Regions from separate parts of the Homo sapiens genome. Here region 2 is linked to region 1. The links are chromatin loops, found by intact Hi-C in ENCODE. Cell type or tissue: ovary. All regions are shown on one strand. Links, peaks and the distances in the headings refer to the core of each region. The heading gives the core; the rest is flanking DNA. Region 1 overlaps NIN (ninein). Region 2 overlaps ATL1 (atlastin GTPase 1).

Region 1 (17,152 bases), core at 7,661-10,160:
TTAATACAATTGGGGCAGGACCACTTTGCTTTCTGCCCTGGTTGAAAACAGGGTACACCTTGTTAACTGTTTTCCTCCACAGGGAATAAATCGGGTCTAGTAAGATTCTTATCAACAGCAAGGGGTGTTATACAGTCATTTTTCCAACTGTAGACAATAGTAGTGTAAGCCAAAACCATTGGCTTGCACAGTGTGGTTTAAGTGAGGACCTGAGAGAAAAGTTAAAGCTGATTACTGCACTACAAGCAAATCCAGTCTTTGTGTTGGGACTATGAGGGTAGGAGGATGGGGAGGTGGTTGTTAAAAAGCTTAAAAAAAGACAAACTGATTTTACTACCCTACATAAAATGAAACTTCTTCAAGAAGTGTGAAACTGACTTATCTTTTCCCTTATGTTCATTTTCATGTATGCATAACTTTGCAGTTTATGAATTATTCATTTACATCGTACAGAGTCAATATTTAATTCTGGAGTAAACTTAATAACCAAGAGAAGTTCTGCTAAGATCTTTTGTAGCTGAAATGCACCTATTTTCCTGTTACTCCCTTGTTAAATTTTCTGTTCCAGTCTTTGACAAAGCAAACAGTTTTATTGCTGATGCCATTTATTCTACCAAAGGCTATGATGTCTTCAGGATGGACTTTTTTTTTTTTAATGGAATTCCATTCTTTTCCTTCATTGTCTTAAGTCTTATCAGATCATCCGGCTATTCCCAGAGATGAAACATTCATTAAAGATGCAATTGTAGATCACTTGAAAGTGATAGAAAGAAGCTCCTTCAAAGCTTATAAAATGTCTCTTTTTCTGACACATACTTTTAGGCTTTAGTGTCCTGGTGAGCCTTCCTGACTTGATCCCAGCGGGAATTGTCTTGGAGACCAGACCCCACCCCCACCTCCTTCCAGATCAACAATTTCTAATATTTATCTTCTAACTAGAAACTAAAACAGACAAGAAGTCAAGAATTAATGTTCATGATGACAGTAACATTTTCTGTCCTACATATCATTAAATATTTTCCAACAGAAAAGTAGTATTCGTTACTTAGCAGCTCTGAGGAGCAGGAAAGGTATTTTTTAAAATCTCTTTCCTTTAAGGACTTTAAAATCCAGTGAACCAAAACTAGTCCCCAGCCTTGGTAGGAGAAGAGGCTTAAGGCCCAAACTCTTAAATTCAGCATTTCCTTGGACCAGCAGTACCAAAGGCTTTTTTAGCCTTCAGTGTAGCAGGTCTCATCTAAATGTGTGTGCGTTTAAAAATCGTGTTAATTCCTGTCATCCCCCGCATGCACTTGTAGCACTTAATTGCCTTTAAAGATAAAGGCACTGATTTGCATTCTGGTCGTGACAACCCTGGCCTTAGGAGCTTGTCCGGGAGTTCAGAATGGAGAGACTGGGAGCTGGGCTGTCAGGCTCTCCATTGCCTTTGCCTTCAAAGGTGGCATAGTGGAAAATGAACCACAGTCCCAGGAAGTGTGTCCCTGCAGAAACAATAGCCAGCCCTGCCGGGCGCACTCAGCTTCCACTACCCAGCTCAGAGCACAGGCTTTATAAATACTTAGGACTGTTAGTGAAATACGCCATAGATGCTGTATTTTTTAAAAGTCTTAAAGTTTCTTTCATGAGCACTCTCCTTAAACTGATTTCTGGTGTTTTCAGAGACTTCCTGTGCTTAGCTACATGTGCTGCTCTTCTAAATGCACACTACAGCTCAGTTTGTTTGGGGAGCTATGTTACTCTAGTACATTTCCTTCCTCTTCTCTCTGGGTTTACAGGGCTTTTTCCTTTCCAAAAAACAAAAACAAAAACAAAAAACCACAACTCTACTCCAGGCTCTGAGGCTGCTGAGATCAGCTCAGCAACCTCTGCTGGGTAAGAATGCCCCGGTGTCTGCCCCCATAATGGTTTTAATTAGCCGTACATTCTGCGGGGCGCAAAGGTCTGCGCTGGAGCAGATGGCTGGTGGGGGTGGCGGCTGGGCTATTGTGGGCAGGGGCCACACCAGGACCACAGGCTGCAGATGCTGGCCCGGCGTTGGGGCTGGAAGCTGGAGATCCAGGAGGCTCTGGCCATCTGCTCTGCAGTCCAGCAAAGCAGGTGTCCCTCCAAAGAAAGCATTCCAGAAATCGGTGCCGCCTGTGCAGCCGCTGTGTGCAGGGCACCCTTGTCCAGCTGTAGGACAACTCAAGAGCTGGCTACAATGGCCAGCATGACATTGAGATGCACGGCCCACAGAGTGGGTTTGGGGGGACTCCTTTTGTCTGCCTGAGGGGTTGGGGACTGTCTTGTGAGCAGCCATTTTGGGGCCGGACAACCTCTGACCTTCTCCCCTCTGCCTACTCTCAATGGGGCTGTTGGCCAGTACACTGGCATAGTAATGAGGAAGGACAAGGCAGCCTCTGCGAGCCGTGGCTGCCTAGGGGACACTGTCTGCAGGGAGGGGCCCCAGGGGAAGCCCTGATCCTAAGTTGAATTGGAAGTTCACTGCTTCATCACAATCATCATGCTCATAGCTGTAGTTCTGGGGATTTCCTTAGCTTTATTAAGGTATAATTACAAAAGTTATGTACGTTTACAGTGTACAACATGATGTTTTGATATATGGATACATTGTGAAATAACTAAATCAAGCCAATTAACATATCAAGGCTGTAGATTTTAAAGAGAGTCTCTTCTGGGTTTGTTCTTTAAAGCTGGCACTAGTCTGTCTGCTGTTTTTTCTGCCCTTGTTCTAGTTTTACACATCCAAGTAGTAAGAATAGTCATTGTAATATTTATTAACAAATGCTTGGCACTTAATGGGCACTGTTGTAAGTGCTTTCCAAATGTGAAGCACACCATCAGAGGTACGTGTTGTTATTCATGTACTCATGAGGAAACTGAGGCACACAGAGGGTAAGTAACTTGGCCAAGGTCACACCACGAGTAAGTAGTAGAGCGGAAATTGAACTCGAGTATGGTTCTGCAGTCTAAACCCCTAACCACATCATTTTTCTGACTGAAATAATAACAATAGCTAAGGTTTCCTAAGTGCCAAGCATATGACTCCATGTCCCTTTGGGTGCACTGGAGTGTCCTCCTCACGTTGTAAGGTACTGAGGGGTCACAGAAAGTGGCAGAGCCAAACAACCCAGACAGTGTTCTACAGTTATCTGTCTACAACTGTGCCTCCAGAGTAGGGAGAATCTGAAGTCCCACAGGATGAGTTTTATGTTTATTAATATCCATTCTTTCTCCAATGAGAGGTTACGTATATTTCAAGGGAAGAAATAAATCTTATCTCATGAATTCAGTCTTGTGAACACATCTCAGCCATTGTTCCTCGCTTTCCCCCCTACTTTTCCAAAGATTTTTGTGATAATCGTCCTTCTAGTGCTCATGGCAGATCTGTGTCTACAGGCCACCTGCCAGGCTTCCACTGTGCTGGGTAAGTCATCAGCAATTAAAGGACCCTTTTCCAGAATGATGCCTCCCTTTACTGGTGGCGTTCCAGTAACTGAATGATTTAATCCCCCTAGCCTTCTAACCTGCCTTCCCCTCCTTCTCTCCCTGCTTTTTAATTGGAACTACTGGCTCCAGGCAGTGAGAATGAAAATAAATGAGCTGTGAATGAATTGAATCTTCCCCCACCCACCCCCCTGAAATAGCAATTTAATAACAAATGCTCAGCCACCCTGTGCTTTTCTCCCTCTTATTAAGGGAACAGAACCTTGGTGGAGACTAGGTAGAAGGAAGCACAGAATACCTCCTATCTGTGTGGTAAGCCCCATCTCTAACTGAGGTGGTCTTGGAATGAAAATGTAGCCATTAGCATAAGCCTGCTTCTCCTTTTAACAGGGTGGTCCTGGCTGGATCTGTGTTTCTTACAAAGGGTCCTAGGGGGAATTCTTGGGATACTGCTACTCCCAGAAGACTTTAAAACATGTTTAAACTGGCTGGGTGCAGTGGCTAACACTTGTAATCCCAACACTTTGGGAGGCCGAGGTGGGTGGATCACTTGAGCCCAGGAATTTGAGACCAGCCTGGGCAACATGGCAAAACCCCATCTCTACAAAAAAAAAAAAATACAAAAATGAGCCGGGCGTGGTAGCAGGCATCTGTAGGTGGGTCAGCGGGGAGGGCCGGAGGATCACCTGAGCGTGGGAGGTTGAGGCTGCAGAACAGAGTGAGACTCCGTCTTAAAAGTAGAAACAAACAAAAACCATGTTTAAACTATCCTTCTCCCCTAACCCCCACCCCCACTTGCCTTAAGATTTTGTGTGAAATCATCGAAGATGAGGATGCTGCCTGGGCTTTCGAAGGCTGTGCCGTATCTGACGACGCTTTTGGGTTGGACTGTCTCAAGAATGTCTGTTTGAGATGGTCTCAGTCCACAAGGCAGATCTCAGTCGAGTGTCTCTGATCTTGCCACTTTAGGAGGCATTGGCATCCAACATTCACCAGCCTGAGCAGCACCTGGGCTTCCCACCAAACCGCCTCATCTGTCATAATATGGGGGAGATGCTGCAGAGCAATATTTACCAAAAGGAGGGAGCTTCCCTTTATCCCACCCCCAAGTCACAGGAAATAAATTTAGTGAGAATTTAGTGGGCAAATAAATAGTGAGAGTTGTACCTATTTCTGTTGCATAAACAACATTTATAACAGTAAAATAATAAAAGAAAATTGTTTCCCATAGTCCTTCAACCAATATGCATCTGTTTTTATTATCTCTATTTCCTTCCAGCCTTTGTCTAATTGTATAAATATTTTTGCTGGTGGTAATCATAGGATAGATAGCATTTTTGTAATGGTCTTTCATTTAACATTTCATAAGATGTTTTTCCACGTTCCTACATGGTTTTTTAATTATACTTTTAATGACTGCATTATAATGTATCATTATACTTTATGCTCGATTGTTGAATATTTAAATTGTTTTCAATACTTTCTTGTTGCAAAAAGTGCTATCATGTACATATTTACACATATGGCTTTTCTTCCTCCTTGATTTTATTGTCTTTGAATACCAAGTGAAATTATTGGATCAAAAAGTATGAACATTTTTATTGCTTTTGATACATAAAGCCATTTACATTACTAAAAGTAATAATCATTTACAGTGCTACCCATAACATATAAACGGGCCTATTTTAAATCATAACCTTGATGGTAGTAGAAGTTATATCTTAAATACTTTGCTAATTTAATAGGAACAAAATGACTTCTTGGTTTTAATCCTTCTTTGATTGCTGTTGAGATGAACCTTCCCCCATGTTTTTTTGTTTTTGGTTTTTTTTTTTTAATTATGTTGCTTCTTATGTGAATTGTCTGTGTTTCTTCCTTCTCTGCTGGGAAGACTTGGCATTTTTCTTACAAATGTATATCCATAACAGATACCTCCCCAGGTCTACCCAATTGAATGCTTTAAGTTTAAATATGGAAATTAAAATAAATTCCACATGTATCATGTAAACATATGTCCAATAAAAATAACAAAATTGTGTAGAGCTTACTATGTGCCAGGCACAATTCTAAGCACTTTACCATAACTCCATGAAATATGCACTACCTTGTTCCCATTTTATAGGCAGAGAACCTGAGGCAGAAGTCGTCAGAAGCTTGCCTAAGGCCAACCTGGTAGGGAAGCCATGATTCAGCACCAGGCACTCTGCCTCCTAAGTCTATGCAGTGGCCTCCATACTCGATCCTTTATTAGTTAGGAGTAAGAATCCAGGGAAGAAGGCAGCAGGGAAGTACTGTCCCAGAGAGTGAATCAGACATAGGCACCCAGTCTCATAGACTCATAAGATGTTGGAAACAGTATATTGGAGCATCTTGCTTCTTTGAATTCTGTGCTCACTATTTTCAAATGAACTGAGAAGTAAATGAGCCAGTGCTTTAGTAATGACGAGGATTTTTTGAAGGTGTGTGTGTTGCATTTTTACAGCTGTATATTCCAACTGGGACTCTCTTTATGGTTTGGGGCCAGTGATAACATATTCTCCTGCCATTTCTCCCATTCATTTCTGCTGTTAGAAATCATCCCCTGCTTGAGATTTGGTAGGTTTCTACCAATGGTTCTGAGACCATAAAACCCTATTTTATTTGTCATAGGTGGAATTAGTGGATTTAGTTCTGGGGTGTTTCCAACTGGTATGCTAAATAATGAATTTTCATAATTTTGGATGCCGAAGTAGTATGAGCATTTAAATTGTCTGCTCTGTTGAACAGGAAAATAAATGTGGAGGGACAGACAGGCAGGATGGTTTTGTTGATTTAAAATTTCTTATGTGAAAACAATTCTGACCAGAAATGAGAATGTAAGAAAATTTATGAAGGACTGTTGACTTTACCACTTGCTCCCCATCCCCACCATGCCTCAGACATCCACTAGATTGGAGAGACGTCTTTATGTAGAAATGTAGGCTGAGTGAGCTGATGAAATTGTTATCACAAGCAAAAATCACACGTCCTAATTCACTTTTCATTGATGCCATGTTTATTAGTGACTTTCCATTGTAATCTGCATGAATTGTAGTGAACTTAAACATTTTGAGTTATGGCCTTTTGGTGTCTTCCATTTGTCAGCAACAACCCATCTCAGCATTGTCAGCTTGGTATGGCCAAATTAAATGAACTCTCTGAATTGATACTATCTTAAATATCTAACATGGACCTGTGAAACTGTGGTAGGTGGTTGGCCCTCATTTAAGAGGTGAGAACTACCACTAGTGAGTGTGGAGAATAAAGTAGATGAGCGTAGGTTGCCTGAAAGAAGAACTTCAACTCGTATTAACTTGAATGAACTACTGAAAAACAACATTTCATCTAAAAATTTTACGTGCCATACCATCTGTCATGAGGAATCCAAGTTCTAGAGACAGGTATTAATTAGGCTGACTTTCCTGTCGAGTTTATTTTCGGATTCTAAGCAATCAACTAGTCTTGTACAGGTCAGCTACCCAGAAAACGTGCTGGTTATTTGTTATCAAAGGCAGCTTCATTCATAAAGCTGGATCACTGCTATGACAGCAGCCCCGTTTGGAAAGGGCGATTCACCTTTTCTAACAGGGTTTTCTTTGATGGTTGTAGTAACCCCCCATAACAGTGATTAGTTTTAGGCAGTTTGCTGGAGAGGCTAAAGCCATTTGCTGGAAGCCACAGCCACTGTGGACCTACTTGTTGCAACTGGTCAAAAGACGACCTGTACTATCCCCGGGCAGTGGAGCAAGGGCTGGATTTCGGTCCTGACCTGTGCTCTTAGCGGGGCACTTTTATGCAGTACACAAATTACAACTGTATGCTGTGACTTTGGAGAAGAGGCAGGAGTAATGAAGCCTGATAAGGTGGCAAAATGGTCCAATTCAGATAAATTGAACTGCCTTTAATGTAATTTACTGGTAATGTACATTTTATACTTTCTCTAGCCTACTTATTTTAAGTTGCATCTCTCTCCTCACTATGCCACAGATACACTAGGCTCATTCTTGCCTCCTTGCTTCAGCAGATAACAACTGCCCCCCTTCTTTTCTTTTCTTTTTTTTTTTTTGAGACGGAGTCTCGCTCTGTTGCCCAGGCTGGAGTGCAGTGGCGCGATCTCGGCTTACTGCAAGCTCCGCCTCCCGGGTTCACGCCATTCTCCTGCCTCAGCCTCCCGAGTAGCTGGGACTACAGGCACCCGCCACCTCGCCTGGCTAATTTTTTGTATTTTTGGTAGAGATGGGGTTTCATTGTGTTGGCCAGGATGGTCTCGATCTCCTGACCTCGTGATCCGCCCACCTCGGCCTCCCAAAGTGCTGGGATTACAGGCGCAAGCCACTGTGCCCAGCCTGCCCCCTTCTTTTCATTTGGCTCTCTGCAGTTTATCCTTCAGGTCTCAGTTTAGACATTGCTTCTTCCCGATCTAACAAGTCTAAAGTATCCCATCTGCATAGCAACATAGCATCCTGAACTTCCTTGTCATAGCACTTAAAATACTACCCTGTTGTATTTCCTGTTTTCTTGTCTGCATGTCTTCATTAGCATATAAACTTCTTGGGGCAGGAAATATGTTTGTCCTGTTCATGGTTGTTCATGGTTGTATTACCAAGACCTAGCACAGTACCTAGCACAAAGAGAAGCACTCAGTACACATTTATTGAAGAATAAATTCATAAATGCATGTGTACAGATACTTGTTGGTTGATGGATACTGGATATTTGCTTTGGCTGGGTTTAATTGGTTGTGATAGGTTTTGCTGTTGAATAAGTGACCTAGCAAATGAGGACAAATCCTTGGTGAAATGCTGCAGAAGGCTGTGTGGTGTTTCTTAGGAGTCTCGTCCTGATTGGCTGGTTAACTGAAGAGAACTCATCTAGATGGATACACTAGAGAGTCCTGAAATTATGTGACTCACTTAGATGATGATTTCAGAGCCAGAGAGTGATCTGCTCTAGGAAAAGCTAGGATAGTTCTTTCTGAATAAGTTCTAAAGCACACTAATCTTCTCTTGCCTTCTCTAGCACTGGAAGACGCAACGCAGTGAGGAGTATGAAGCGGAAGGTAAGAGCCGAGTGTGTCAGGACGTGCCTGGAAGGGAAGGGCCGCCGGGTGCTCTCCACACCCGGTCTTTCTGATCTCTTATGCTGCAGGCCAGGGGAATTAACATTAAGAACAACAGCAACAAAAAATTTATTCCCAATTGATAGCTTTTAGTTTTAAAATCCTAGCATTTAGTATCATGCAAGAGATGGTAACTAAGATATATAATTTTACTTACGGGCTAATTTCTCTCTTATACAGACTTTCAGATTAATTTTCTAACAGTCTTAAATAGTGACCTATTAAAGTGCATCCCTTGGCCAGGTACAGTGGCTCACGCCTGTAATCCCAGCACTTTGGGAGGCCAAGGCAGGAGGATTACTGGAACGCAGTAGTTCATGACCAGCCTGGGCAACATGGCATACCCCGTCTCTACTAAAAATAGCCAGGTGTGGTAGCACATGCCTGTCGTCCCAGCTACTCAGAAGGCTGAGGTGGGAGAATCCATTAAGCCCGAGAGTTGGAGGCTGTAGTGAGCCGTGATTGTGCCACTGCACTCCTGCTTGGATAACAGAAGAGACTCTGTCTCAAAAAATAAAAATAACAATATAAATTAATTAATTAATTTAAAAATGCATCCCTTGACAAGTTTCAAATGTATTTAAGAAGCATCAGAACACGTTGATCCTCTGGCCACCAGATGGCACTGTGGTTCAGCTAACAGAACCTCAGCCCACTTCACAGCCCTCTGTGGATTAACTGTACTTAAGTGTAATTACAACCTGTTCTCTAGGTTGAAACGCCACAGCAGTAATGGGCTTAATTCCTGTCACTAAAGAGTGGGAGTAGCACTAAATACTGCTTTCAACCCTCTGAGGTTCTTCCAAGCACACAAAATTGTGCCAGTAATTATCTCATGTTTAAGTAATGACTTTACAGAATCTCTAATGTGTAAAGCAAAATTTAGAAGTGAGGGCTTTTAATAGAGAATAAATAAGAAGTTTTGATTTTTAAATAAGTAGTTTGATCCTTAAGTCTTCAAATGAAATTTAATGTATAGATAACTGGGAACTTATAGCTTGCAACCATTGATTTTTTTTTTTTAATTTCAGTTGGACTGTTGGTTTCTGTATGTCAGAATATTCATATGTAAGGATTTGGGAACAGGCTAATGTTGAGACTTTTATCATGAAATTATTTTCTTTTCAGTAAAAGATGCTGTAGTACTTAGGCTGGAAAGAAAGTGGAGGTAATACATTCTGGTAGCTATAGTTGAGATAGAGCTTACAGAGTTCTCGATAATGGCCCTCAACCAGCCTTCTTTCTCTATGATCACTATAGCCTAAGCTTGTGATGTGCTCAGCTGAAATAAAACAAGCCTAGAACTTTGCAGTATTGCACAGGAGATTATATTTATTACACCGGTATGACTGTCAGGGAGCCAAAAAGTACCCATTTACTCTAGTTGCAGCCTTAGAACCATTGATTCTGTTTCATGGGAGCTTCAGGACCAAATCAAAATGGAATTGACATTTATTGCCTTTTTCTTACAGTATTTATTTTCAAAAAGCACAGTTTTCTTTAAGAATAGGCACTCTCTCTTTGCAATTCCTTTGGAAACCGTGCAACATATGCTTCTCTCTCAGGCCAGTTAAGGTTTTGGAACCCAGATGACTTGAATGCTTCACAGAGTGGATCTTCCCCTCCCCAAGACTGGATAGAAGAGAAACTGCAAGAAGTTTGTGAAGATTTGGGGATCACCCGTGATGGTCACCTGAACCGGAAGAAGCTGGTCTCCATCTGTGAGCAGTATGGTTTACAGAATGTGGATGGAGAGGTAAGCCTCGCAGTATAATTCAGGAATGATAATGATGGTAAAAGTGTAGTTGACCACATGCTAGGAACAGCTGTAGTGTGGCTCTCTGCAGCTTGTTAGGCTCCATTTTCTTTTTTCCTAAGAAGTCATTCATGAAGATTCTGTCACTGAGGAGCTCTTGTTGTGTTGTGAAAAAGAAAAACTGACAAGAGCTGACACTTACCCAGCTATTGTAAGCTCACTGTGCTAGGCAGGTTACCCCATGTGAAACTGTCAGGCACTAGCTCTCTGTAGCCATGATGTCAGATGTATTTGTAGAGGTGCCATTCACAGAGTAAATTGTGGGAAACATGTGGAGGCAGAATTAAGCAAGGATTTCAGTAGATTTGAGTTGGGGGAGTATTTTGAAGACCAGAAGGATAAATTTAAGTTTTTGGAAAGAACATCTCAATATCATCTCTGAGTTCTTAAGCAGATTGAGCAATATATAGAAAAATCTTGCTTGCTGACGAGGAGCTAAACTGCTTTTACATATTAGCATGAAGAGAGCCTTGGGTGAGAGCAGCCAGCAGCCATTACAATATTCTGGTCATGAGAAAATGGTAAAGGGTAGTTTGGTTGTTTTGAAAATACTAAGAAGAGTTTTGAAGGAGCCCCCAAAAGACTCTTCTTTGGTAAAACTCTGAGCTTTATGTTTTCTAAAAAATTAAGGGAGGAACTGGTAGGACTGGGTGCATGAATAGCTGTGAAACATAAGAATAGAAATAATTCTAAGATGTGCCTTTCAACGAGCTGAAAATAAGGATTGGAGAGAGTTAGGGTAGGGCTACAGTTGTCGCTTTGGGAATCTTTGATTATAATGATATTTGAAACCATGCTTTCTGCTTGCTCGGGGGATAAGTGGTATTATTTTTCTAAACAGATAATAGAAATATTTGTTTAGTGGTATTTTTCTAAACAAATAATAGCTTTTGATTTATTTTCAAAAGCTTTCAAGTAGCCTAGCTTACAGAAAATTTTTTTTGTTGTTTTCCCCTTCTTTCCTGTATTTTTGACCATTATATACCCTTTGTTTACCTTTGTAATGGCTCAGTGGTAATTTATTTTTCATTGGTGACTATTAAGTCATAAAATTAAATTTATTCTCCTGAATTGTAAATCAGTGCAATATGTAGAACCTTGGGTTGTTTTTGCCAAAAAATATTGCACAAACTTGGATTATTTATCTAAAACCAATTCTTGGAATAAACTGTAGCTACTTGTGGAGAGCTGCATGTTCTTCTGTGGTGGTTTCCAAAGCTCAGGAAAAGAAGTAGCACATTTAGTTATTTTCCTCTGGCCTGAGGACAAGTAGAGGATTGCTCATAGAATATAACTTTTACTTAGTGTTTTTCCTGCTAAAGAAAAATAGTGAAATTCTATAGTACTTAGTATTACTAGCTCTAAACCACAGAGGAGCTGGAAGTTCAAGATGATCTCATTTACTTGGAATCCTAAAATTTTACAACTGAACGCCATTTTAGATTTAGTCACCTCTCATTTTATAGGTAGAGAGAGTGAAATCGTGGCTGTTCCCTGCTTTCATGAAGGGGAACTAGAGTCACTGTCTTATGCCTGTAACTAGCACACTCCTTTCCGAAAGCAAGAACAATGACAGGGCAGAGATGCAAACCAGCATGCCCGATGCCGAATCTGGCCCCAAGCCTATTTTACTTGTCATGCCCAGTGTTTTTAAAATTGAACTTTTTGCTACATTGAAAAAAAAAATCAGGAGATTTTTCTAAAACTCCAAAGATTTGGCTCCATTTTATGGGCAGTAAGATGCAGCCAGCCCCTTTGGAGAGGACATGCACTCCTGTGTTCAGTTTCCCAGCACTCGCTACTTTCTGATGTCTTAAACCCATCTTGCCTCATTCGTTGACATCATCTTCCGGGCCTCTTTGAGTGTTTGGGTTTGTGATTATTTTCCAACTTACACTTCAGCAAACCAGCTATCCAAAGACCTGGTCCATGTAAGAATAAGAATGTCCTCACAGTTCCAGAGACAGCTCCTGCTCAAAGTGTAGAGCGTGCCCCAGTTGGCCATTTAACCGGCATTGTTTTCTGCCTAGCCCCGGCCCCGTCTTCTGAATCCACACTCTTCTATTCATCACTTGCCCACTCCACCATCTAAAATAACTGGAAGGACTTTCCAGGTGCGAGGTCTTTAGGCAGTCTGGAAGCTGTGCACTGATTTGGCTAATGTCACAAGGTCAAGCAGTGTGGATCTAATGTTAGAGCCAAACTTTTAACCTTGTTAACTTCAGTCAACACACCTGGACTTGACAGTAATTTCTGGTACAAAGGTCCTGAAAGCCTTGTCCTCCAGGAAAATATTATTTTGGTTGATAAGAACAGGATAGAAAAGTTAAGGGATCTTGGCAACCTCAGAATCTTGCCCCAAATATCTTTCCATTGATTTGATCCTCTTTTAGGAATTGTTGCTTCTTGCAAACGTTTCCACTCTTTAGAATGGTTTTCTTGTTTCAGAGTTCCCTCCAGAGGAAGTCGTATGAAAGCAAGAATGGAAACTAATGTTTCCTGTTGGGTATGAATTGGGGAAAAAAAAGCATTTGAGATGAGAGAATTGCCTCAAGCCCTTACATGAAGAATGAAATCAACAATAGTGAGATCGTATAAATCCTAGCAGTAGTCCAGATTTACAAAAGGAATATTAGAAGCTTGAGAATGTGTTGCAGAGAATTTAGGCCTGTGTTAGAATGAGTCCAGTTGTAGGCTCAAATGCAACAAGAGCAATTTGTTGCTTATTCTGTCTCCTTACTGCTCAGTGGCATGGGCCTTAACTGGGAGCTTGTTAGAAATGCCGAAATCTGAATCCCCACACCACCAGACTTACCATATTAGAGTCTTCATTTTAACAAGCTCTCCAAGAGATTTCCATTTTGTACATTGGAGGCATGTTCCTATAGAAACATTTTAACCCCAGAATAAAGAGGAATCTGACTGCTAGTGGGAGGGCTTTGCCTTTCCTCCTCGTTCTGTGGCTTCAATGATCCACGTTGCTCTATTCACCTTCCCATTCCTCTGTGGAGCTAGGGAACCAGCCATTCCCAGGCAAGCCTCTAGATGGGGCTGTAGCCCAATCTCCCCTTCCCTATTACAGGATAGGGGCTATTTGATTACCATCAGAGGGTGCGGACTAGCCAGTCAAAACTCCCTTGCCTTTACATGTCTTGGAACCCTTCTATTGCACACACATAAAGTCTTTGTTTTTCCTGTGCTAAAACATTAAAGCAAAAAGCCAACACACTCAGTATTGTTACAAGTAAGGTTCTAAACCCCAAGTTATGGATTTCAGATTCCAAATCTTAATTGTAATCAGATCATTGTAATCTGTCCCAGACCAAATTCTGCTGTGCTAGCCTACCAATTTCAAAAATTCAACATAAAGAAAATATCACTGAGGGTCACCACAGTATAAAAGTGTAACAGATGTCCAACCACTTTCTACTGTTATGACACTGGGAAGCTTGTATCTTTATATTATTTAGGTATTTTTTAAAATTTGTAAGAATAATGTGTAACAACATTAAAGACTGCCTATTGTAGGAGTGTGAGTAAAAGAGAATATAGTTAATTGCTAAATTGCATAAGATTATGAAGATGTTGGAAATTGACTTTTATTTAGTTTGTGGGAAGGAGGAGGGCATATCATTACTGGAAAGGGAAACCAGTAAAGTGAGAATAAAGGGGCATAATTATATTTCTGGAGTCCTGGGACCAACCATGGTACTGATTACTACTGGCCGGAAGTATACTTTGGGCCTTGTATACTTGAATGGAGTATTTAAAATATGTGATGACTCTTTTCTAGATGCTCGAGGAAGTATTCCATAATCTTGATCCTGACGGTACAATGAGTGTAGAAGATTTTTTCTATGGTTTGTTTAAAAATGGAAAATCTCTTACACCATCAGCATCTACTCCATATAGACAACTAAAAAGGCACCTTTCCATGCAGGTAAAAAATAAGCAGAAGTGCTTTCTTTGTGAATAAAAGTTAGAACCCATTTAAGTAATGTCTAATAAATTAATCTGTTGTCTGAAGCAAAATACTAAGGAAAGAGAGGGAAGCAAAAGAAGAATTAGAAAGACTTAACCATTAGGAAGGAAAGGTTGGGTTTGAGAAATGACCGTAAATTACAGTGGAAAGACCACTAATTATGCCTTGTCATGTCAGCTCTGGGTCAGAAGAAACCTGGTGTTAATTAGGGACATATCTCGTCTATGTCATAGAACTCTCTACCAAAACAGTTGGTTTTGATAAGCTCCGTAGGCTTGACTCAGTTGGGAACAGAGATCAGAGAGGCTGCATGACTTTTTTCCTGGCACTGTATATTAGAGAAACATGCCTTCTACCCATCGTGGTCAGGGCTGACCAATATCTTGTTGAAATGCCTGGAATCAAGCTAGGCTTACTCAAGTCTCTTCCTCCTTCCAGTCTTTCGATGAGAGTGGACGACGTACCACAACCTCATCAGCAATGACAAGTACCATTGGCTTTCGGGTCTTCTCCTGCCTGGATGATGGGATGGGCCATGCATCTGTGGAGAGAATACTGGACACCTGGCAGGAAGAGGGCATTGAGAACAGCCAGGAGATCCTGAAGGTGTGGCAGCTAAAATTGAGAAAAATGACAAACTGGAGAAGGGTTGAAAATTTTCAATTTTATTTTTTGGAAACTGTGATTTGATTTTCTTTCTTCTTAATGGTACTTCTGTTCACAAAGTCTCAAAGATAAAAGGTAACTTTTTTTTTAGCCCTTTTAACCAGGAGCCTTTTGTTAAGTACTTTCCGTGTTTTTAACCCCCAGATTATTGACATGAGAAATACTCTTACAATTGTGTTTATTTACAGGGCCAGATAGTGTTGTTGTTGTTGTTGTTGTGTTTTTTTTTTGTTTTTTGTTGTTTGTTTTTTTTTTGAGACGGAGTCTCGTTTTATCACCTGGACTGGAGTATAACGGTGTGATCTCGGCTCACTGCAACCTCCGCCTCCTGGGGTTCAAGAGATTCTCCTGCCTCTGCCTCCCAAGTAGCTGGGACTACAGGCGCACACCACCATGCCCGGCTATTTTTGTATTTTTAGTAGAGACAGGGTTTCACCGTGTTGGCCAGGATGGTCTTGAGCTCCTGACCTCAAATGATCCGCATGCCTCGGCCTCCCAAAGTGCTGGGATTACGGGCGTGAGCCACTGCACCTGGCCAAGATAATTTTTTTTTTTTCTTTTTAACACAAATAACCATGTTATGCTTTCCTTAGAGAAAACTTAACTGTGTTCTAGACTGATGGCTGTTCCTAAGCAATCACCAAAGCAATGGAATTGTCTAATTGCTAGATCATTGTCAGCTCTCAGAGTTTGTATAGCCTTCACATTTTCTGCTTTCAGAGGATGGAATGAGTGATTTGTTTTTGAATTTACGCCTTGCTCTGATTTCTAGGCCTTGGATTTCAGCCTCGATGGAAACATCAATTTGACAGAATTAACACTGGCCCTTGAAAATGAACTTTTGGTTACCAAGAACAGCATTCACCAGGCGGCTCTGGCCAGCTTTAAGGCTGAAATCCGGCATTTGTTGTGAGTTGAGCAGAAGGTTCGCCTGCCCCATTCCCTTTCCTACTTGTCCAGCAAGTCATTCGGATGCCTTGGATGGACATCCTTCTATTCTGTATGCAAATGTTGCTCATCTTCTATCCAACTGCTGCACACATCTTCCTTAAAGTATAGGAAAATTAAGGAGAACTTAGATTGACATGTAGGCTTTTGAAGGGAAGGGTGGAGTGCCTTTTTGCTTTGGGAGGGTTTTGGTTGTCTTGGTTTTGCTTCTGTATTGATGCAAGCCAGATGAGAGCTTTTCTGGGTCTACTTGTTGCTTAGAAACAGTTTCCCATTAACTCAGTGTACTTCTGATCCTAGGGAACGAGTTGATCAGGTGGTCAGAGAAAAAGAGAAGCTACGGTCAGATCTGGACAAGGCCGAGAAGCTCAAGTCTTTAATGGCCTCGGAGGTGGATGATCACCATGCGGCCATAGAGCGGCGGAATGAGTACAACCTCAGGTGAGGCCAGCAGAGTGAGGCTCCTCCTCACCCACCACCCTGGCCCAGGGCAGTGGCGCCTGCAGCTGCAGGGGCAGAACAGTGCACTGGGGACTCTTCTGGTCAGCCTGTTGGCCACACCTTGCTGGAGTGACTCAGATGTGGTCAAGCCCTAAGGGAAAGCAGGGTACACTAGATATTTTATCCAGGTGCTTTTCATCTCTGTGCCTCTGTGTTTCCATTTTTGGTAGATTGATACTGGGACCTCTGAAAGACGTGATGGCAGCTTGTCCATTTTTCTTCGTTACAGGAAACTGGATGAAGAGTACAAGGAGCGAATAGCAGCCTTAAAAAATGAACTCCGAAAAGAGAGAGAGCAGATCCTGCAGCAGGCAGGCAAGCAGCGTTTAGAACTTGAACAGGAAATTGAAAAGGCAAAAACAGAAGAGAACTATATCCGGGACCGCCTTGCCCTCTCTTTAAAGGTAATCATCTTATTAGTTCTGTGGTCTGCGTCCCTGCCGGGAACACCACGTGGAAAACTACAGCTTTGGAAGTGGGCATGTTTGCACAGGGTTCAGTCCAAAAATCCTCCAAGTTTGCCCAGCTGGGTCTTCACCCAGACTTGGCAGGGCCCTGCTAAAATCTGGATTTCAGCAGGGCTACCCAGGCTCCTGCTTTGCTCACAGTATTGATTAGCATCTCTTGTTCTTCTCTCCCACTGCGGGTTCACTAG
Region 2 (8,100 bases), core at 1,109-3,608, 160 kb after region 1:
AGTGAGGCTGCAATATGTTTATGTGAAACATGTTTAGATGAACACATAAATAGGTAAAGTTATTAGGCAAATAATCTTCCAATAAATTATTCTGTCTAATATTGTTATTTGGTTATTTCTGACAGCCAGAAATCTTAGCCTTAGTCACGTGTCTTAAAACATGCCTCCTCATTAATAAATACCTGTAACATGGATTTGGGATGTGGTAATTCTTCACCTTGATAGATCTTTATATAAGCCTAAAAAAAAAGAAAAAGATTCATGTTCAAGCAATTCCATTCAATATTTCCTCTAATTCTATGAAATTGCATTCTAAGTTCTTGACATTTCAAAAAATATTTTCAGGAACTTATAACTATTTTATCTTTCTCATACTTAAATTCCCTTTTTTCTTAGTTCATGTTGTTTCCCTTTCCTGAAATGCCTTTTTCAAACATCTCTGTCTGCCAATCTGGCCCTTCTTAAAGGCTCAACTCAATGCCACTCCCTTTAAAATGTTCTTAGACCCCTCTGCCGGGAGTAACGCCCTTTTCAGTTACCCGCAGGAATCTGTACCCTGCTGATGTCATAAGCTTTATGGAACAGACCCTTGTGAAGGTCCTGAATCTCCTACCAAATTGTAAGCACCTCCACAGTGTTACACGCAGTAAAAATTCATATTTTAGATTAATAACATGGCATTTATTGCTGACAATCATGAAGGTAAACAGATCACACAGAACCTATATGATAGCATATTAAATGACAAAACATGAATTTTAAAAATTGATATTTTAGTCCTTGGAGCATCAGTCCACAATTGGGTTGGTAACTGAAATTCTCCAGGATATATACGGGTTGGTAAAAAGTATTCAGTGCTGGTAAAAAGTATTCAGTGCTATCTAAGGAAGGTAAACAGGTAAATGCAAATTTAAAATAATTCCACTTCATATTGGCTCTTGGTGCAGAGAGTAAGAAATGGGGAAGTATTTTCTTCAGTAGGAAGGTATCCCCTTGGGGAAAATCTTCAGAATTATGAAGGTAAAATTCAGAATAGACCATGGACCCTGGGAAACACCCCATCCCCCCAAAAGACTTTTCCAACTCTTACATTCATATTTCAAAATACAGCTCCCTCAAGATAAAAGGGGACAATAATGTTACCTATATGTAGTTTCCTCAAAAGAATAATTTCAGAAAGTAAGCTTTCTGAAAGGTTTTGAAAAAGCTTTTTAGAAAGGATTTTTAAAATCCTTTTTATAGATTCCTCGTACCTTTGCTCCCATATTATCGGGTCTATAATTTTTGTTTATAGGAATTACGATCCAATATATGTCAAATCTATCCCACGAATGCTCTAGAAATGAGAGTGATACCTTGAAGTACTCCACCAGACCCCGGCAGGTGATTTTATTCCCATTGATCTCTTTAATATCTAGGCTCTCGGGACTAAGTAGCCAAGGAATCAGTATTTTCAAGTTTTTGATGAATTCATCATCTATTTCTACAAGTAAAAGCAAATCCATTATTATTTTTGGAATCCTTCCCAGTCCTCCATGCCACAGAATAAAACATCCTTTGATCTCCCCCATTTCCTCCCCAGTGATAATGCCATCACTCACTTCCCCATCATTTAAGCGACTCCTGAAACCTGCTCTTCTCACAGTGAATGATTCTCCTTGCCCAAATTTCCACTCCCGTTTCATATGTATCTTGTCTTCCACCTATAAGTTAGCTTTCTTGATATTATAAGTTAGCTTGCTTGATTTTACATGTATGCTTTGTATGTAGCCCATTCATATAACCAGTTCAAGTTTTGTTTTTGCTTTTTTGTTTGTTTGTTTTGAAATGAAGTCTTGCTCTGTCGCCCAGGCTGGAGTGCAGTGGTGCAATCTCAGCTCACTGCAACCTCTGCCTCCTGGGTTCAAGCAATTCTCCTGCCTCAGCCTCCTGAGTAGCTGGGACTACAGGCACACACCACTATGCCCAGCTAATTTTTGTATTTTTAGTAGAGGAGGGGTTTCACCATGTTGGCCAGGATGGTCTTGATCTCTTGACCTCATGATCCTCCCGCCTCGGCCTCCCAAGGTGCTGGGATTACAGGCATGAGCCACCGTGCCCAGCCATAACCAGTTCATGTTTTAAGTCTTGTTTGTGGTTTTATATATATAGGCTCATAAATGGGGAAGAGACCAGATTTTTACTGGCTTATTATAATGCATTCCCTCCAGAAAATGTATCCAAAAATTGCTCCGTGCATAGCGTGCCCACCTTCTAAGAACTGTACAAAACTGGGTAAGCTGTGGTAACTGGACTGCAGAGTTCAAAAAGATAGTGACAATGATGCTACCTCTAGTGGTGGAACTCAGCAACACAAAATAAAATAGCAAGAAAAGGCCACTTAAGCAGATGAGAGGTAGTATGAGTATGTAGTTGTCATGTTTGATATAATTGATTACACATAACCCAAGCTGTAGCAGTAGGTTAAAGCTTAACATTACAGACTTAGCAAAGTAATATAGAAAACAGATCACGAGAGAAGTCTTCTGAACACAGGGACAATTTCTTAAATTGTTATTTCAAATATATGGAAAAATTGGGGCCGGGTGCAGTGGCTCCCACCTGTAATCCCGGCACTTTGGGAGGCCGAGGCAGGTGGATCATTTGAGGTCAGGAGTCTGAGACCAGCCTGGCCAACGTGGTGAAATCCTGTCTGTATTAAGATATAAAAATTAGCTGTACACGGCTGGGTGCAGTGGCTTACGCCTGTAATCCCAGCACTTTGGGAGGCTGAGGCGGGTGGATCATGAGGTCAGGAGATCGACACCATCCTGGCTAACACGGTGAAACCCCACCTCTACTAAAAATAAAAATAAAAAAAATTAGCCAGGCGTGGGTGGCATATGCCTGTAGTCCCAGCTACTCTGGAGGCTGAGGCAGGGGAATCGCTTGAACCCGGGAGGCAGAGGTTGCAGTGAGCTGAGATCACGCCACTGCACTCCAGCTTGGGCGACAGAGGGAGACTCCGTCTCAAAATAAAAAAAATTAGCTGTACATTGTGGCACATGCCTGTAGTCCCAGCTACTCGGAAGGCTGAGGCAGGAGAATCGCTTGAACCTAGGAAGCGGAGGTTGCAGTGAGCCAAGATTGTGCCACTGCACTCCAGCCTGTGCGACAGAGCAAGACCCTGTCTCAAAGAAAGAAAAAAAAATATATATATATATACACACACACACACACACATACATTATATATATATGGAAAAATACACATACTATGTAAAAAAGCAAGATCTGTCCAGTGACTTGCTTGATTTCTAAGTAAATTCAGTAACTGCCTGTAATTTTTAAAAATCTAAATTTTAGCAGAGTTAGAGTTTTCAGGCTTTGGGGTTGGTGATTTTGAAGGCCTTAAAGATTCAAAACTTAAGACTGTGTTTGCATTTTCCCCTTTATTATAGCCCCAGTTATAACATTGGGGCTACATTGAAATACTATTTTATGTTAGAATTTGTTTTCTTTACTTCTTTTATAACACACACAAGCATGATGCTGGATATCTTTCCAAGTTATTTTGTTTCATGTTTTGTGCCACTTTGAAATTCTAGTGACCGTGATTTACAGGTACTTGCAGTGGAGTTTATTCACTTATTTTGCTGTTTGCATTGTACCAATTTTCACTGATAATTTTGCTTTGTACTATATATAGATTTATTATTGTGGTTTGCTTTTTAGTTACTAGTATTCACTGGACTACAATACTGATATTTGTATTTATGTTACCACGTTCCTGTTTTGTGTTTTATTGCCTGCCATGTATCTGTATTCACTGACACTAATAGGTTTCTTTTTTGCTATATGATTTTACGTTTTTTCATCTTTAGTAGAATATTACTATACACCTAGAATGTATGAATTCTTCAGTTTCTGAATAAAACAAAGTTTTCTTCTTATAAAACCACTTTAAAATCACTTTCAGAACTTGTATATAAATTTCTGCCCCCAAACATTCCTTATACAATTGGAATGGAATAAGATACGACTGTGTGTTAATGCACCAGCAAGTGTGGTAATTAATTATCATTAAAGTAACCAGCATCTAACCATACATTTGGATTAAAAATGTGTCTGAAGATGGCAGTAGCCCTCTTTGTTCTCATTGGAACCAATGCTAGGTATTCCAATTTTGGATTCAGAAAATAAGAACAATATATTCATAACATACGTAGGTGGTGAGCTCTTGCTAATGTTAGTTGAACACAGTAAAGACATGAACCAGAAAATCTGCAAACCAGTTCAAATCGATTTGCCGAGGGGCATTAATAAGCTTTGGCCTTGCAAGTGGTCAATTAATATATATGAATAGCTGATTCAGAATTATGTTCAGTAATTTTCTTCAGTAATTTTTTCCACAAGGGCAAAATCTTCCAAGGACTTTAGGGGCTTGGTCAAAGTGGTGGTTACCTGACACAATAATTGAGAATACGATGTATGCTTTATAAGAACTCCACAGGGCAGATGCACTAGTATAGTATTGCTGTATAAATTAACAAAGGAAGATATTTTCTCAGGATTTCCTGATTCTGATAAGTGATTGGAAACACGCATTTGACTATGCATTCTCAAGTCTAACTGCAGCTGCTAAGGAAGCAGCTCCACATCTTATAATGTGGCTACCTGCTCATTCTACATATGGTACTATAACGCAGAGCAACCTCAAAAGAAAAAAAAGGATAACTCCTTGTTATTTAAAAAATTGTATCTGCTGTGCTAGGGTAGGTATTCAGTAAGCACCCAATAAAAGCTGGTTGAATGAAGCATAAATGAATGTGATTCAGTACCTTTAATCTTTTTCATTTCCTTTTGGGAAGTTCTTAAATTAACAGTAGTTAAATTTAATCATATTATTATCAGTTTTTAATAACACTAGAAATAGGTAAGACAATAATAATTGCAATACTTTGAGGGACCATGAACAAATAGTTATTATAACAATGGTTACTATTGATAATGAGCTAGAAAGTTATTTCTGTGTGTGAAAGAGTATATGAGAAACTATTATCAAAGAACAACTTTTGCATAATTGTTTATTCGGAGACTTTTCTTCACTAGAGGCAACCAGTGAGATGCCAGCCCTCTGGAGAACATCACAGTCAGCTGACAAGACATCCTGGATAGAAATCACACCAAATTGTAAGATTCAGCGTGGGACAGAAAAATAATGTAGATAGCAGACTTTCAAAACTGCCCAAAGAAACACGGAGGCAAAGTACGATATTTCTGCACAAAAGAGGGCTTTAGCAGCAGTCTTGTAAGATATAAAAGTCTCATTAAAATGGAACTTTTATGGAAATTGAAGCTGCCTTTCACTACTCTTTTTCCTAGGCAAGGCACTTTGGTAAACTCATAACTTATAGTTAACTGTAAACCAATTGTGTAGGTCAATATATGCATAGAAGTGAATACAATTTGATGGAGAACAAATGTCTTAAAAAGTGAGATTCTGGCCAAGTATGGTGGCTCATGCCTGTAATTTATCACTTGAGGCCAGGAGTTCAAGACCAGCCTGGGCAGCATAGTGAAACCCCCATCTCTGCAAAATAAATAAATAAATAAATAAATAAATAAATAAATAAATAAATAAATAACCGGGCATGGTGGCACACTCCTGTAGTCCTATTTGGGAGGCTGAAGCAGGAGGATTGTGTGAGCTCAATAGTTCAAGGCTGCAGTGAGCTATGTTCACACCGCTGCACTCCAGCCTGATAGACAGAGCAAGACCCCATCTCTAAAAAAATAATAATTGCCTGGGTGCAGTGGCTCACACCTGTAATCCCAGCACTTTGGGAGGTCAAGATAGGAGGATTGATTGAACCCAGAAGTTTGAGACCAGCCCTGGAAACATAGCAAGACCTCATCTCTTCAAAGAATTTTAAAAATAAATTAGCTGCACATGGTGGTGCGTGCCTTTAGTCCTAGCTACTTGGGAGGCTAAGGCAAAAGGATGGCTGGAGCCCAGGAGTTCAAGGTTGCAGTGAGCTAGGATCGCACCACTGCACTCCAGCCTGGGCCACAGAGTGAGACCCTGTATCTAAAAATAAAAAATAAAAATAATAAGTAGGATTCTGCATTTGCATGATTTGTCTTAAACTCTCTCCGTGAGCTCTTTCATTGCAAAATGTATCAGTTAATCTAAGAGCTGTAGCTGTATACTGCAGTAATGGAACAAGCCACCATCATTTTTAGTTCCAATAAAGGGCTGTTGTTGAAGGCGCACCCCTCCTCTGCCTGTTTATGTCTCCCAACTCCAGAGAAGAAAGAGAAGCTTTCTCTTTATGTAAGAAGGCTTTCTTTATGTAATTTATTCAAAACACATTAAAGCCATTAGGTAATTGCACAATACTGAGATCTCTGCATCCACTAGTGGGTTGGAATTCATAAGTGTGACAGTGAAATTATAGGAGCCTGTCATCCATATGTACCATATGCTTACTGCTATCTAGTCTGTGGTATGAAAGTAAGATAAAATGTATATAACCACCATGCTGATTAATGATTGAGAAATTTGGTATTGTATTTATGGTACTAACTGCCAAAGTTAAATGTAAGGTATCTGAGAGTAAATGTCATGGGTGCAGGGACAAAAATAATTCATTTGCTTTTCAAATCTGCCAGTTTTGTAAAACTGGATACAAGTTATATTGTCCTTTCTTTAAAGTAATTTTAAATCCCTCTGACAACAATTGTGCTGAAAAGCTTGTAATGCCACTGTCTCACTCCTGGCACGATGCACAAAGGCCACAGTAAATTAAACAAATGTCTGAATTCAGTGGCATATTCAACACTACGCTTTCAAGTTAAAAAGTCATGTCTTTGAACAATGTCGTACTAACTACAAAGCGTATGTCTACAGACCTGGTGGATATCTTTTGGGAAAGATTAACTTCCATTTCCTCAGACTCCTACCTCCCCTCCTGCTCTTGTTTGTTTGTTTAACAAGTCAAGCTGCTTTGGAATCATGTAACAATCAGTCCTCTATTAAAGACATAATTACATCCTATAAGTATACACTATTTGAAAAACACTCTAGTGCTTTTCTTTTAAGACACTGGTCCTCTTCTTCTTCCACACAAGATTTCATTTTTAGTGAAGTTTTTAATAATTTATAATTAAATTCTTTAGGAGCAGTTTTAAAGAGCATTTCTTTCAATCTCTAATTACATAACTTAATACAGAATTCCAATACTATAGACATCTGTTTTCCTTTTTCATGTAGATAAGGAAAATTAAGCCTAAAAATATTAAGGAGCACTTCTCAGTGCACAGAGATAAGAAGGTGAGGGTTACTGCCTTCTGGGTGAACTCAGGATCCGGCCTATTTTTGCAGGCAGTGTATACATCCAGCGCCCATAGAATCCCACAGTTCACCAAGGAGGAGCACCAGCCCAGGATGCCCTATTCTCCTGACAATTTCTAATCATCAGCCTCCTATCAGTGGATAAACTAAACTATCAGCCATAAGCCCAATAGATAAAATGACATTTTTATAATCAGACTAAGTGATGCAAACATATTCATTAAAAGACACAAACCTTTCAATTTTCCATCAAAGTTTGGATTGGTAGCTACTTTTAAGCCAGGATGAGGTAGCAGAAAACAGGAAATGTTGGTGAAACAGGAATGGATGTGTTTTCTGACGTTCTGTAGTTCTTCATGCTGGTTCCCTGAGACCTGCAGTAAATCATTCTGAAGTTTAAACTACTTTCATCACAAATTATGCAAAGGAATTCTGTGGCATCTTATATTTGCTATGTCTGTTTGGTCCCACAATGATGAAAATGACACGACAGGGCTGCTACTAAAGAAAGAAGAAAGTCTTGGGTGGGTTTGCCCACACAGAGCCGTGTCTAAGTATAGAAAACGCATGGCATAGTTTTAATTAACAAGTGTCTACCCTTATGCTAACTCACATGGACCTTCCCATTTTTTAATACAAATTAGTGGGGTTTTAATCTGGCTAGTTTCTACAAATTCAAATTTTAATTCAAAGCACTCGTAGGAGCCACAAAGAGAAAGTAGGATATTTCTACTTTCTTTTTAGTAGATATTCAAGGCAGCCTCC

What was found. Hi-C counts contacts between places; a loop is a spot of excess contacts. Peaks named below come from ENCODE experiments on the same cell type or tissue, not always from the same donor. Only the 100,000 strongest peaks of a DNase experiment are listed, where the experiment ranks them.
Region 2: it touches region 1 in a loop (2.7-fold over the local background); 42 of 110 quality-filtered maps call a loop at or near these places.

The regions. Positions count from the first base shown.
Region 1 is chr14:50,770,137-50,787,288 of GRCh38, reverse strand. It overlaps NIN (ninein), which reads left to right. Exons shown (of 31, transcript NM_020921.4): 6 at 8,485-8,524; 7 at 10,150-10,340; 8 at 14,194-14,340; 9 at 14,821-14,988; 10 at 15,821-15,957; 11 at 16,297-16,437; 12 at 16,727-16,901. Among named protein-coding and RNA genes, the nearest start is that of NIN, 52 kb to the left of the region's middle. In ovary, for the core only: a CTCF peak has its summit at 9,203 (motif pointing right); a DNase peak (open chromatin) is centred at 9,218.
Region 2 is chr14:50,613,982-50,622,081 of GRCh38, reverse strand. It overlaps ATL1 (atlastin GTPase 1), which reads right to left. Exons shown (of 14, transcript NM_015915.5): 8 at 7,571-7,709; 9 at 1,356-1,483; 10 at 183-239. Among named protein-coding and RNA genes, the nearest start is that of SAV1, 50 kb to the left of the region's middle. In ovary, for the core only: a CTCF peak has its summit at 2,332; no DNase peak of the experiment used is centred there.